Linked DNA regions of Homo sapiens: regions 2 and 3 are each linked to region 1. Evidence: chromatin contacts called from ENCODE Hi-C data. All regions are on one chromosome and are shown on one strand. Each heading gives the region's core, a stretch centred on a gene start or an enhancer-like site at or near the end of the contact. The rest is flanking DNA. Distances are from core to core; before and after follow the strand shown. Region 1 holds the start of ZNF576 (zinc finger protein 576). Region 2 holds the start of ZNF225 (zinc finger protein 225). Region 3 holds the start of ZNF235 (zinc finger protein 235).

Region 1 (2,700 bases), core at 18-2,517:
GGCGGAGGCATGGCTGGAAAGCAACGGGTAGAGAAGACCTGGGTCAGGGAGCACCTAGCCTTTTCCTTTCCTAGCCGCCCCACTCGGAACCCAGGCCTCAGTCCTTCACCCTGTCCCCTTCGGTTCTTGAGTGTCACTCTCCAGGACCTAAAAAATCCAGAGCCCAGACCCTATTCCCCCAGAATCCCAGGCGTCCTGTCTGTCCGCCCTCCCTCTAGATGGAAACGTTTCCCTTTCTGCTTCAAAAACTCTGAAATCAGGCGCGGTGGCTCATGCCTGTAATCCCAGTGCTTTGGGAGGCCGAGGCCGGAGGATCGCTTGAGGCCAGGAATTCGAGACCAGCCTGGCCAACATGTGGGGGGACTCTCTGGTAGAGTCTCCGTCTCGATAAAAAATAAAATTTAGCCGGGCATGGTGGTGTGCGCCTGTAGCCCCAGCTACTCGGAAGGCTGCGGCGGGAGGATCGCTTGAGCCCAGGACTTGGAGGCTGCAGTGGGCCGTGATCACACCACCGCACTCCAGCCCAGGCGACAGAGCAAGACCCTCTCTGAAAAATAAATAAAAATAAAACCTCAGAAATCTGGCTTCCAGTCCCTCCTCCCTCGGACACATTGTTATTTTCATCTTTCCCCTTCCCCCTTCCAAATCACCAACCGAGCAAAAAGCCGACCCACGGGAGAGAGCGCAGTCGGTGGCAGTAGGTCAGCAGCTGAGAAGCCCGGCCCCTGGGCCGCGGCGGACGGAGGCCGAAGAGGCCAGGGAGCGGTGATTTAGAGATGCCGGGACCCGTCCCGGTAGCTTTAACCTGACGTCACTCCCTCTCCCAAGGGGGTGTGTCTTGGAAGGCCGACAGCAGAGACCCAGCCCTTCGCCGCGCCTGCGCAGAACGGCCGAAGTGTGCACGCCCCTCTTTGGCGGCCTCAGGGCCTAGAACAATGAATGAGTCAACGCGCCTGCGCGCCACGAGAGCCTACCCACGCATGCGCAAAAGGCTTAGCTAGCTAAGCCGCGGGAGGCTGAACGTCATCAAACGCGCCATAGGGCAGAGAAGGACCCCTCCCGTTATTTTGAGGACCGGGCTGGTGCGACTATACTACTGCCGGATGGCAAATCCGGGATCTCGGCTCCGAGAGGCTCATCTGGCAAAAGGGCGCGGAAACCACGGGGGCCCTGAGACTGAGTGGTCCCTATCCCACTTCTCTCTGGGGCGGCGCTGTAGCCAGCGGCTGACAGGCGCAGCGAAAGGCAGCCCTCTGCTGTAAGGAGGAAAACTGAGGCCTGGGAGCAGGAACCTGTAGGCAGCGCTTGAGGGTAGCGGGATAGCAGCTGCAAGCGCGCGTGGGAGGCGGGGGCTCTGGGCGGAACAAAAATCACAGGATGTCAGAGGATGTTTCCCGGGAAGAACTGGGATAAAGGGTGGGTATCACTACCTGCCCCAAGACACTTGAGATTGGGATGACGCTGGTGTCAAAGATCAAGGCTTCCACGCTGAGTTCAGGGAGTTAGTTTGATGCAGCAGGTCATAGGTCACACCAGTGAGAAGACTCTAGGGGAGTCCCAAACCCAGGAAATCCAGTCCTTTGGGAGGTTTGAAGCTTCTTTTAGCAAGAACTCCATCAATTAGAGTTCAAGGAGATAGTATGTCGTAGGGGTCAAAGGCAGGCAAGGAGAGCCTCTGGCGATGTCAAAGGTCATAGACTTAGGGTGCCCTCTAAGACTGGTAACAGATGAACAGCTTCACTTATGCACGCTCCTCTCCTGACTAGAAGGGTCCCAGCACCATGGAGGACCCGAACCCTGAAGAGAACATGAAGCAGCAGGATTCACCCAAGGAGAGAAGTCCCCAGAGCCCAGGAGGCAACATCTGTGAGTACACATGGCTGGCGGGCTAGAGGAGGGTGGGGTGCAGGAGCTGATGCTAAGATCTCTGTGGCACTTCGGTGTCCAAGGCGCCACAGAGTTTTGCCTGTTGAGAAGGGGCTGTAATGGTCCCTGAGCTGCTCTAGCAGGAAGTGCATCTCCTCACACCAGCTTATGTGGCCAGAGTACTCACCCTCCTCTGGCCACATAAGCAGGATTGCAATGCTTATGCATTCAGAGGGATAGGGTGGCTTCCAGGAGAGGCTTGGGTTGGAGATGTGGCTGGGAATGGTTCTATTGGGAGAGAAACCCCAAGATTCTGGTCCCAACTCTGCCCTAGACTTTCAGTGTAACTTGGGCCTTGGTTTCCTTGACTGTCAAAAGAGGGTGGTACTTCCCACCTCACAGGGTGGGTATGGGATTAACTGCAGCAAAGGGGAAAGCTAGGGGTTAATGATGGTAGCCAGTTTGACATGTAATAGCAACACCTCCTGCTCAGTGTTTTATTATGAGCTAGGTGTATTTATTCTCATATTATGAACCATTTTAACATTCATTATCTCATTGAGTCCTTCTAATAATAGGCCCTTTAAACTGGGAACTGAGGCAGAGAGAGGTATTTGTAACAAGAGCTGTAGTCTCAATGCCCTTGAGCCAGAGACTACCAGGAACACACCTGCAGTTGAACACGTTGGGTTTCTCACTGCAATGAACACAGACCATGGGGGGACTGTGGGGTGTCTCACTAAGAATGGTAAAAACGACACAGGATTTGGGCTTGTGGGTGGTGATTTTGGGGAAGGTTCAAGCAAAATTGTTTTGCTCTGGATTGGATGCTAC
Region 2 (2,700 bases), core at 185-2,684, 520 kb after region 1:
GAGGTTTAATAGGAAGAAGAGAAAGAGAAACGGGTTCCTCCATAGAGGAAGGGGTCTCCGAGCGGAAAAGGGTCGGCTGGCAGTGAATGTGCTGAGTTTTACAGACCAGTTTGAGGAGGCAGTGTCTGATTTACATAGGGGTCATAGATTGGTTCGATCAGTTATGACGTTTACATAGTGCGTGGGGAAGGCTGGTCGCCCCACCCTAATCTTCTTATGCAAATAGGCTTCCCAGTTGATTGGCCCATCTTGCCAGCTTCTTACTGTGCACGTGGCTGACAAAGAGAAGGGAAGATGGAGCCGCCATCTTTAACATGATTGGCACAACTGCTGGTATCTATGTCTGCGGCAGCTGGATTTTACAGGCTGCTCTTCCTTAGGAAGGGAAATAATTTGGGGCTGCTTTTCATTAAAAAGAAAAGCCTTACCGAGGGCTCCCATACCCTATCTGCCTAAGTGATGGCTTCTTAACTCGTATATATTAACAACACTGTATTCGTACTAGATGCCATTGCCATTGAATTATGTGCCTTAAAATAATTTTGTTTTGTGAATTACACCTCAAAAATATTTTTTAAATAATAAAACGACCACGTTAAAAACGTTTTGCATAGCGAAAAACAAGTCAAAGGAAAAAAGCTTTTTGGTTGAGCAATATTTGATACAATGTTAATATGAGTATGTAAATAATACTTAACGGAGGGGAAAAAACTAAACACTCAATAGAAATGTGGGCAAACTATTTGACCAATTCACAAAGACTATAATAGTGGCAACGGAAAATATGCACGGATGTTCCACTTTATTTACAAAAGAACAAATACAAATTAAAACTACATTTAGAAACCATTTCTTACCATTAGATTAGCAAAACTTAACTCCTCGAAGACTGTGTCTTCTCGCTTGTTCCCTTTCCAATAACACTCCTGTTATCATTGGAGGCGTTTAGACTTCAGAAATTCCTGTCTATTCAGTATTTTCTGTCCTGGACCAGGGAGAGAGAAGGACGACTCTCAGGATAACAGTTCACATTCCCCACTAGGCAGGCGCTCGTGGCTTTGGGATTCGTTCCCAGTGGGCACCTCGGAGTGGCAACGCTTCCCCCTGAAGAATGAGATTTTGAGCGTTTTTCCTTCAGCATTCGGAGGAGTGTAATCCAAATGCTCTGTGGAGTCGTACACACTGGCTCCAGAAGGAGGATACAAGCAATTCTGGGAATGGTAGTCCAGACGCTCAGTGGAGTAGCGGTCAGCTTGGCTCCGGCAGGCGAATCAGGGGATTTCTGGGAAATGTAGTCCAGACGCTCAGTGGAGTCTCGGTCAATTTGACTCCGGCAGGTGGATCCCAGGGAATTCTGGGAAGTGTAGTCCAGACGCTCGGGGTCGTCGCGGTCAGTTTGTCTCAGGAATTCTGGGAAGTGGAGTCCAGACACTCAGTGGAGTAGCGGGCCACTTCCGCTCCGTTACTGTGAGGTTGCTGCAGTTTTGTCCCTGGTAGTTTGGGTCAGTTCCGCGAGACCCTTCTGAATTTCCTGGACCTACGCATTGGATCCTTAACGAACTGGTGATCGAATTAGGGGAAAAGAAACCTCGTCGGAGAGCAGAGGTTTGGCGGAGCGGGGCCGCTGTTTTCGTTCTCGTCAGTGGAGCCTTCTTGGGCTTGGGGCTCTCCTCGCGTCCCCGGGGTGTTTGGGACTTGGTCGGGTCGCGTCTCGCCTGGTTTTAGGGTCTCCGGGGCTCTGAGCTCGCCCACTCGGCCTCCCTGCACCCCACGCGCGTGGCCACTTCCTCGCGATAAAACGCTGGGATGTTACTTAATCTCCTTGGGTCTCCCGTTACAGTTCTTTAAGATGGGGAGTTTAGGACCATCCTAATAGAATCGTTTTGGGAACTGAAAGCGGTAACACAAATGAGAGCCTTAAAGCAGCCCCTGTCACTTGGTGACTGGTGGTCTCTTGTTAATTTCCCACGAAGCCTGTCAGGTCCCCGGGTGGGGTGAAACTCCAGCTGCAGGGGCACCGGCCCTTCTCCCTGATTCCTGCAAGACGCTGGGTGATCCCGGACGCCTTCTGACCTCTCTTTTAGGAAGGCGAGGGTTGCATCCACTTCCAGGAGGGGAGAGGAGCATTTAACTTTTATGGGGCACGGCGACCACGGTCAGAGTGTTTCACAGCCTTCTCCTTACCCAGCCCGACCTTTCCAAAAGAGCTGCAGGGAGGGACTTCTTGGCTTCTGAGGGCAAAGCTCTACGTGAGTGATCCTTGGCTTTTTTCTTTGACAGAGATGCTCACCCCAACCGAGAGTGTATAGGATGTGTCTTCGGGCATGGGTGTTGCTTTCAGTTGTCATGTTTTTCTAGTCTTTAATCTTGAAAGATAGCATAGCTTTCATCGTTTTTTCTTGGTATTTTATCCTTGTTATTTTTGAAGAGTATAGATGAAGTTATTTTGGTCAAAGATGTTCATTTGGAGTTTTTCTGATGTATTTCACGTTTAACTTCAAAATATGCATTTTTTGCTGGAATACCACAGAAGTGGTAAATCTCTCTCTCTCTTTTTTTTTCTTGAGACGGAGTTTCGCTCTTGTCGCCCAGGCTGTAGTGCATGGCACGATCTCAGCTCATTGCAACATCCACCTCCTGGGTTCAAGCTATTCTCCTGCCTCAGCCTCCCAAGTAGCTGGGATTACAGGTGCCTGCCAC
Region 3 (2,700 bases), core at 143-2,642, 710 kb after region 1:
TGTTCATGAACATTTCATATTAACAGACCTAAATCAAATACAGCTCTCTGTGTACTCCTTCTGAACTTTAGTTTCCAAGGAAATGAGACACAGACAGGCAGGGGAATGTAACAGAGCCAAAATGCCTGGCTTCAAATTTTGGCATTTCTACCTATTTTCAACTGATCAGCAGTATAAACCTTAAGCGAATTATTAATCTCTCTGTGCCTTAATTCAGTTACCTGTGAATGGGGACAATAATAATGCCTGTATTCTCTATTTCCTGCAGCTTCTGACAAGCAAGTGCTATTATGCTTCATAAAACTGCCCTTTTGAGTATGCTTTCTAGAAAATGAATCTTTTAAGAAACCCAGAACTCAAAAATAATTGCTCTGTCCTGTGAGTTACCATTACCCTCAGAAAAGTCTGTAACTGTGATTGGTTGTCTAACATAATTAGTTCCGTTGGTAATGATAGTTAAACTGCCACAGGTTTTTTTTTCCTCCAACAGATGTAATTACTTGCAAATGTTACTAAGCTGGAGGAGCCTCAAGAAAGTCTCTTTTTCCACATGCATGAAAGCAATGACTAATAAAAACCTAAAACTCTCTAAGAAATGGTGTTACACTTAAGTTAACCACACGGGATTATTGGTTATAACCACATTATACTGAACATTTATTAGGGCCTCAGGACACCTCTGGCACTCTGCAAATCCGTAATGACGATCGCTTATCTGAGATAAAACACACAGGACATTCCCCAGGCTCCGCTGGAACTAATTCCTGTCTCCTAAACAAGAGGCTAGAAAAGTCCAAGAATCCAGGAACGGCCCCACATCAGGCAAGGATTAGAGAAGGGACAGCGGCTCCGTAGCTGGATCTCCTAGACTCAGAGGAGTTTCCAAACAACAGGCGTCTTTTTCAGTATTATAACAGAATTAACGGTGGCATCCAACATTTTCCTATGCACTGGTTTTAAGCTTATTTCTATAAAACCTCATTTAATTCTCACAAGAACATCACTGGGAACGCACTAACCCTTTACAGGCACGAGGAAACTGAGACAAGGAGAGATTAAGTAACTTGCCCAATATTTTACTGCGAGGAGCAGGCAGGACTGGCTGGTAGGTGCGTGAGGACGGCTAGGGCAGCAGACCCTCAACCTCGAAGGACGACGCGAGCCCGCCTCCCACGCAAGAGGTTCTGCCGAGGGGACGCAAACTCCCGCAGCCTCCCAACCCCGCCCTCCAGCGCTGGCCGCGGCTTCTCTTCCCCAAGCCAAGGACGGGTTCATTGCTGGCCCCACGCCTAGGCAAAGAGGGCTCGGAGAAGTCTTGGAGACCCGGAGCTGACTCACCTCCCTGGGAGATATCTCAGATCCGACCTCGCCTTCCTGGAGCGGAAGTGCCTCCGAGTGCCCACGGTTCGTGGACTCCACTTCCCAGAATTCCTAAGCGGAAGCGTCTCAGAGTTCTCTCACTCCTGGACTACAGTTCCCAGAATGCTCCAAGGGCAGCGCTTCCCACCAGCTGGGCTTTGTTTTGACTCAAGCCGGTTGGGTTTGAGCCACTTCTCTGGTGCTACTACTGTGAGATTCGTTTTTGTTTTATTCATTTTTAAAAGCTCATGAGAAAATAATTGTAAAATTTTTAAAGTGATGACATATAAAAATGAAAAGTGCAGCTTGTATTATTAAAATAAGTTAGAAACCAAAATTTTTCGCAGAAGCAGAGGGTAGGCTAAAATGGGAAGCGTAAAAGTGACTTAGGCTGAGCTCCGATGGACGCTGAACGTTAAGGAACACCAGATCTCAAACTTGTGTCAAATGCCGGCTCCCCAAATATCATCAACTCAACCTGTTGATAAGACAAAAAACAGAATTTATTGTTGATTGCAGTAATGGAGAACAACACTTCGACGGAGCGTTGGCACCTTCACAGAGCAAAGTGTCAAGGCAAGGTTGGAACTGATTGAGAACTGGATGTTTAAGGCGGGTCTTTCAATGCAAGGGATTTTATTAGTATTGCATAATGATCATGATACTACAGTCCAGGATTGGTGGATATAGCAAGGATTTTTGAAGCAAAGAATCTTAAATTGCAATCTATTGACACTTTCTTTGGAAGAGATTGAAAATTTGATGGGTCTCTGTGGAAGTTCCCATAATGAACAATTAAACAGTTTGCTTGGGCAGGAATCTCCTGGAATAAAGGCCTGCTGATGAAGACAGCTGAACAATCATGTTAGTGCCGAAAGTAAATTGTGATGAAACGGGAAAAGTTCACTTCTCCCTCTCCCAGGGCATGTGATGGGGTGTGGCTCGCTTCTTCGTGCCCAGCCGCTCAAACCTCTAGGGGAGCATGCACACGGGCAGGTTGTAGGGCTCCAACCCCACGGCAGTGTCTAGGGGTGAATGTTTACAGCTCCTGAAGCCCCAGTGGGCGTGTGTTATAGGGTGCTTTTTTAGTTCAGCCATCTGTAGGAGGCTTGTGTTAGCTCAATTAGACCCCTGACTTATCGCAAGCAAGAGAGGGCTTTCTGTATCCCAGAGGTTCTTGCCTTGGTGTACCAGAAGAATCGCATCACACATAGGCTTGGAGAAAGAGTGCAAGGATTGGAGAAACCTTGGAGAACGATTTGTAAGTAGCTCTCAGCAGAAGGGGGAGCCAGAAGGGAGATGGTTTTCGCCTGGAGTCAGCCTCTCAGCGGCCTGGGCGCT

The links. Hi-C counts contacts between places; a loop is a spot of excess contacts on that map. Pooled maps may share reads with other maps.
Region 2: a pooled map shows a loop between it and region 1 (7-fold over the local background). The contact joins the promoter of ZNF225 here to the promoter of ZNF576 in region 1. A Hi-C loop is called at or near these places in 5 of 50 pooled maps.
Region 3: a loop to region 1 is called in a pooled map, with 15 times the contacts of the local background. The contact joins the promoter of ZNF235 here to the promoter of ZNF576 in region 1. A Hi-C loop is called at or near these places in 6 of 50 pooled maps.

Annotation. Positions count from the first base shown.
Region 1 is chr19:43,595,328-43,598,027 of GRCh38, forward strand. It overlaps ZNF576 (zinc finger protein 576), which reads left to right and starts at 1,268. Exons shown (of 3, transcript NM_001145347.2): 1 at 1,268-1,416; 2 at 1,767-1,866. The coding sequence starts at 1,782. It overlaps IRGQ (immunity related GTPase Q), which reads right to left and starts at 807. Exons shown (of 3, transcript NM_001007561.3): 1 at 655-807; 2 at 1-13. The coding sequence starts at 11. RefSeq lists enhancers at 1-227, 413-482, 883-1,302.
Region 2 is chr19:44,111,965-44,114,664 of GRCh38, forward strand. ZNF225 (zinc finger protein 225) reads left to right here and starts at 1,435. Exons shown (of 5, transcript NM_013362.4): 1 at 1,435-1,605. ZNF225-AS1 (ZNF225 and ZNF224 antisense RNA 1) reads right to left here and starts at 1,219. Exons shown (of 2, transcript NR_033341.1): 1 at 858-1,219. RefSeq lists a silencer at 1,146-1,496 and an enhancer at 1,189-1,888.
Region 3 is chr19:44,303,633-44,306,332 of GRCh38, forward strand. ZNF235 (zinc finger protein 235) reads right to left here and starts at 1,393. Exons shown (of 5, transcript NM_004234.4): 1 at 1,339-1,393. RefSeq lists enhancers at 1,176-1,729, 2,306-2,700.